Linked DNA regions of Homo sapiens: region 1 is linked to region 2. The links are chromatin loops, found by intact Hi-C in ENCODE. Cell type or tissue: mammary epithelial cell. All regions are shown on one strand. Each heading gives the region's core, and the rest is flanking DNA. Links, peaks and the distances in the headings are about the cores only. Region 1 overlaps TTC21A (tetratricopeptide repeat domain 21A). Region 2 has its middle 19 kb from the start of CX3CR1.

Region 1 (2,920 bases), core at 137-2,636, 130 kb before region 2:
TTAGAAGGCCACCTGGAGGAAGCTGAGTACCGGCTGGAATTCCTGAAGGAGGTGCAGAAGTCCCTTGGGAAGTCTGAGGTCAGAGCTCCCTGGGGGTATGGGTTGCTCCAGGATGATGTCCTCTGCTGTCCTCCCACCCCCACTTTCCAATAGAAAGCATGCAAGGTGGTCTGGACCTTCACTTTGCCCTTGCCTACCAAATCTGCCCAGGCTGACATTGGCACTGAGACTCGGTCCTCTCTTCCACAGGTGCTAATTTTCCTCCAAGCCCTCCTGATGTCCAGGAAGCACAAGGGGGAGGAAGAGACCACAGCGCTCCTGAAGGAGGCAGTGGAGCTTCACTTCTCCAGCATGCAAGGCATCCCTCTTGGCTCTGAGTACTTTGAAAAGCTGGACCCGTACTTCCTGGTCTGCATTGCTAAGGAGTACTTGCTCTTCTGCCCCAAGCAGGTTAGGGGAAGGCCTGTCTTCATGGTGGGGGTCTGGAGTACAGGTTTGGATGGTGCCCACCTGAAGGACAGAGGCAAGGACCTTACTTGGCCAGTCACAAGTAAGGATGGGGTGAGCCTTGGGCAGCTGGGGAGCCCAGTGCTCTTCAAACTTGAACATACAGCACACAGGTCACCTGGGAGGTTGTTCCAGTACAGATTCTGACTCTACAGGGGGGTCTAAAACCCTGCATCTCTAACAGGCTCCCAAGTGATATGGATGCTGCTTGTCTAGGGACCACACTTGGAAGAACAGGGCACCGGCCCATGGCCCTGCCTTTATCCGAGATGAGAATTTGGCTTCCTTTTCCGCAGAAGCCCCCTAAGAAGTATGTTAGTCTTTACTTGTTTGTCCTGCTCTTCCAGCCAGTCAGGATTCTTTGTGACCAAGGATCATATTTTTATACACCTTAATATCCCCCCAGTGCCTTGTAATGAGTCATTCAGCAAATATTTATTGAGTGCATTACTACATGCCAGATACCATTCTCGGTACTGGGGACACAACAGTGAACAAAACAAAGTTCCATAGCCTGGAGCTCGTGCTCTAAGCACTAGGTGATACAGAGGATAATAAATAAGTGTGGAATGAAGCAAAATTCCTTCACTGAGAGCATTTTCTGAGAGCTCCAGGAGTCTCTCTTAGAATAGGGCAAACCTACTCCCACCTCCACCGCCGTGTTCCCACAGCCCAGGTTACCAGGCCAGATCGTGTCTCCACTTCTTAAACAAGTCGCCGTGATCTTGAATCCTGTAGTCAAAGCAGCACCAGCTCTGATCGACCCCCTGTATTTGATGGCTCAGGTCAGGTATTACTCAGGTGAGCGGGGGATCCTGACAGCCGGGTGGGGCCTTGCAAACACCTGATGTAGCTTTGTGTCTGCAGGCTCCTTGCCTAGGATACTACACACACACACACACACACACACACACACACACACACACACACACTCTCCTTGCCTGGGGTACTACGCACACACACACACACATGCATGCTCCTTGCCTGGGGTACTACACACACACACACACACATGCATGCTCCTTGCCTGGTGTACTACACACACACACACACACACACACGTATGCACACACGTGCACACACACACAGGCACATGATCCTACAGGCCTGCCCACTCCCAGCCTCCATTCCCTAGTAAGCTTCCTGACCTCTCACCAGCAGGGGTCTCTCCCACCTAGGCCTTTGTGGATTTACTCATTTGATCTGTGCTGGTAATAGTTATTGAACTTCTTCTGAGATACAGTAGTACCAAAAATAGGCAAAAATTCCCTCATGGAGCTTGCATCTAGTAAGGGGAAATTGACAACTGAATACAAGCTCCACGAGGGAGCACATCGTATTTTTTTGCTAGAACATGGTAATGCTATGGAAGAAGCTGAAACAGGGAAGTGATGCAGGGGTGGCAGGGTTGCGGTTTTGAAAAGGTATCCAGAAAGAACTTGTGGAGAAGTGAGAACCCTGTACCATGAGGCCTTCAGAGCCTCCAGGGGCCCTTTCACCTTCTCCCTTCTCAAGGCCCAGACCCTGGAGAGAAAGGGAAGGAGAGGGAAACTCTTCCATGGGTGCTCTATTGTCCTATCTGATGCAGAGTCCTCCCCTGAAGTACTGTCTCCCTGTGGCCTCTCACCCAATCCTGCCTGCCTGGAAACCAGGCTGATCTGTGGTGTTCTGGGGGTGTCCAAAGGGATCAGAATACTGTGGCCATTTGTCTGTCTTCTGGCATTGCATCGTGTGGGTTGCACTCCTGCTGAGAGCTTTCCTGTCTTCATCCTTAGTCCTCCCTATGTTCATTTGGGTGCCAGGTTTCCCCACAGCTTCAAGGTATCCTGGATACAAGGCCAGGGTGAGAGAACTTCCCCTGGGTGCCGGCATCTGCCAGCAGATTTGGGCCCAAAGCAGTCTCCAGCTGTGTAGGTTGCCATGGTGACCTCTTCACATTTCCACAGCACATAAGAAGGAGCAGGGAGCTTGGGACCCAGAAACAGGTGCTCCCTACCCACCAGGTTATGGATCCCAAGTAGGAGTTGTTGAGAGACCTGACTGCGAGGGAAGAGAGTGCCCCTACCAACTCATCACACCCAACCCCTAGGCTGCTGCTACCACCCTGAAAGTGCCAGCCTGTCTGCAGGGAGGCCCCGCAGCCCTCAAGCCCCAGGGGGTTCAGAGCTGAAGCTCAGGAACCCAATAGGCCTGGACGTAAATGCCAACTTCGCCCCTTCCAAGCCGAGTGGCTTATATCACTGGAGCCCCAGGTACCACATCTGAAAAGACAAGAACAATAGCACCAACCTTGCAGGGCTGGGCAAGTAATAAATCAGACTTTCTAAAGTGTTTTGCAAGTATTGAACATAGAGCAGGAGCTTCTTAAATTGTAACTATTATAGTTGCTGTTACTACTAGGTTTTGTTTGCTC
Region 2 (2,920 bases), core at 123-2,622:
GTATTTTATTGTATGGCTAAATTGAAATTTATTGGACCATTTTCTTATTGATGAAATTCAAGTGCTTTTAGGTTTTGTTCAGTTTTTAAAATTGTAAATGGACAATTTATAATTATATAGAACTATGGGGTAAAAAGCACTGTTATGATTTATGAATACAATGTGAAATAATTAAATCAAGCTAATTAACATACTCATCATCTCAAATACTTAACATATTTTGTGGTGAGACCATCTGAAATTTACTCTCTTAGCAATTTTGAAATGTGCAATACTCTATTCTTAACTAGATTCACCACACTGTGTAATAAAACTCCGAAAAAGAAAAAAGCAACATATTCCTCCTATCTAGCTGAAATTTTGTACCCTCTGACCATCAGCTCTCTGCTCTCTCCCCACCCCCTACCATCTGTAACCACCATTCTACTCTGCTTCTATGAGTTTCATTGCTTTAGATTCCACACATAAGTGAGAACATGCAGTATTTGCCTTTCTGTGCCTGTCTTACTTCACTTAGCATCATGTTCTCCAATTCCATCCATGTTGTCGCAGATAACAGAGTTTCCTTCTTCTTAAAGGCTGAATTGTATTCTATTGTGTATATATGCCATATTTCCCTTATTCACTCCTCTGTTGATGGACACTTAGGTTGATTCTATAACTTGGCTATTGTGAATAGTGCTGCAATGAACATGGGGGTGCAGGCATCTCTTTAACAAACAGATTTCACATCTTTTGGGTAAATACTCAGAAGTGGTATTGCTGGATCATATAGTAATTCTATTTTTAGTTTTGGAGACACCTCTAAAATGTTGTCCATAATGGTTGTACTAATTCATATTTCTACCAACAGTTCACAACAGTTCCCCTTCTGCCACGTTCTTGCTGACATTTATTATCTTTTGTCTTTTTGATAAAAGCCATTCTGACAAATCTGAGATATATCTCATTGTGATTTTAATTTGCATTTTCCTAATAATTAGAAATGTTGAACATTTTTCCACTTACCTGTTGGCCATTCGTGTGTCTTCTTTTGAAAAATGTCTATTCTTATGTATTTTTTTTAAAATATGGTCATAGCAGAAAATAACTTCAGTGTTAAACCACAGTTATCTCTGGGAGGTTGAATATTGTGTAATTAAACATTTTTAATTTTAAATTGTATATTTTTCATGTTTTCTATACTGAGTATCTTTCTTTTAGAATCAGAAAAATGTACAAATAATTTAAAACAAACGCCTTGAAAAATGAACAATCTTACCTAGTATTCAAAGAAATGCAAATTAAAATGTTATTTTTGTTTCTATCTCAGTAAATAAGGAAATATGGAGTAAAAGAGTAATCTTCCTGCTGAGCATGTTTTGCGGTTGCCAGCGCTGCCCCGGGTGTGTCTGGAGGAACACTCCCTGTTGCCTAACAACTGCTGTAATGTAACGGAAATAGAAGCACGATGCCACACATCCCTCAGAAAACGACTTGGCCCTTGGCCCTCCTGTGGATGAAGAGTATATTGAAGAGAAACTGGATATTTCTAAATTTGCTAAGACTCGCTTTTCTCACTTGCTCTCAGATCACACTACTTTTGAGTAGCCCAAAATTTTGTTGCCAACTCAGCAAGTTAAGCAAACAATATTACAAATCATGTTGAAACTGAAGTGGTCCCCATGGGCCAGTGAGTACGGTGCAGGTGGAGAAAAAATTAGCTGCTGAGTTAGGACAAACTGCTCCAATTTTGAAGGCACAAATGGGCATCATCTTGGGCCCGGGTACTACCCAAGGTGGACCTCTCAATCAGGCTCTTATGCTCCCAGGTGTAGTTGTTGGGTGAACTCTCTCCCTGGATGCTCAGGGACAGCATCTCAGAGAGAGGTGAATGGAAAAACCATGAGACCCTGTACACACTCTAGGTGCAATGGATTACAAGGGTTGATAGCTCTTCTTAGTAACCGAAAGCCTATATGCTCCATCTTTCTTGATGGCAAGGTCCCTGGGAAGGAGACATTCTCTTAGAATGTCATTAAATGACCATAGAATAAGCATGAAGTGAGTGGAATTATGTGGAAGGGATTCAGCATTTTACCCAAGCACTGGGCAGCCCCTGGGTGTGGCTGTCCCTCCACAGTGGCCTGTCTGTCTAAGTCTTGACCCACCCACCCAGATCCTCTTGGAAGCCACTGATAGCATTTGCCTCTGGGAATTCTGCAGCCTTTGCTGATGAGTCTCAGTTGACACCATCTATCATTGCAGATACAGATGTCTCCAAAAGGCAATTGCCAAAGGCTGTGCCACACAGCACACACCTGTCCATGTGCAGATTGATTCTGTTAAACTCTTCAGCTATCTTGTGGGCTGCTTTTCCCTGCCTCATTATCTGCCTGCAGACCTTCCTTCTGTGTTCTCTGCTCTTAGAGGTCAGATTGATCTGTATTTTTATCAAGATGAGGAAGGAGATGGTAGACTGTGAATCAAGGATCTACCTCTCCCAGTAATTCACTGTGGCATCTTGGGGCACCTGCTGGCCCTCTCTGAGCCTCCATTTTCTTACCCACGAAATGTGGATTTGGACCCAGTTATCTCCAACCACCCAAGAGTCTGTGATTCTGCTACTAAGAAAAGCAAAAGGCAAGTACAAGATAGCATGTGTTTAGTTGCTGGGGAAAGCTCAGTCTAATATTAAAAATAATAAGTATAAAAATAATCACCACCATTCACTCGAGCTTGCTTTGCCAGTTCTGCACTGTGATCTTTGCAGGGGTAATCTTACTGAATCCTCTGCTCCAACCCTACCAGGTGGGAACTACTTTTATCTTTATTTTTCTGATGAGGAGATTGAGCCTCAGAGATGTTAAGCAACCTGCCGAAGCAGAGAGTTAATATGTCGGGATTCATCACAGGCAGATCCCTCTGCTCTTGGGAAGCC

The links. Peaks named below come from ENCODE experiments on the same cell type or tissue, not always from the same donor. Only the 100,000 strongest peaks of a DNase experiment are listed, where the experiment ranks them.
Region 1: a loop joins it to region 2, with 11 times the contacts of the local background. A loop is called at or near these places in 4 of 110 quality-filtered maps.

The regions. Positions count from the first base shown.
Region 1 is chr3:39,125,083-39,128,002 of GRCh38, forward strand. TTC21A (tetratricopeptide repeat domain 21A) reads left to right here. Exons shown (of 29, transcript NM_001366900.1): 10 at 1-78; 11 at 250-450; 12 at 1,179-1,308. Among named protein-coding and RNA genes, the nearest start is that of MIR6822, 12 kb to the right of the region's middle. RefSeq lists a silencer at 261-436. In mammary epithelial cell, for the core only: CTCF peaks have their summits at 314 and 1,667 (motif pointing right); no DNase peak of the experiment used is centred there.
Region 2 is chr3:39,259,680-39,262,599 of GRCh38, forward strand. No RefSeq gene overlaps it. Among named protein-coding and RNA genes, the nearest start is that of CX3CR1, 19 kb to the right of the region's middle. In mammary epithelial cell, for the core only: a CTCF peak has its summit at 1,494; a DNase peak (open chromatin) is centred at 1,432; H3K27ac peaks cover 609 bases.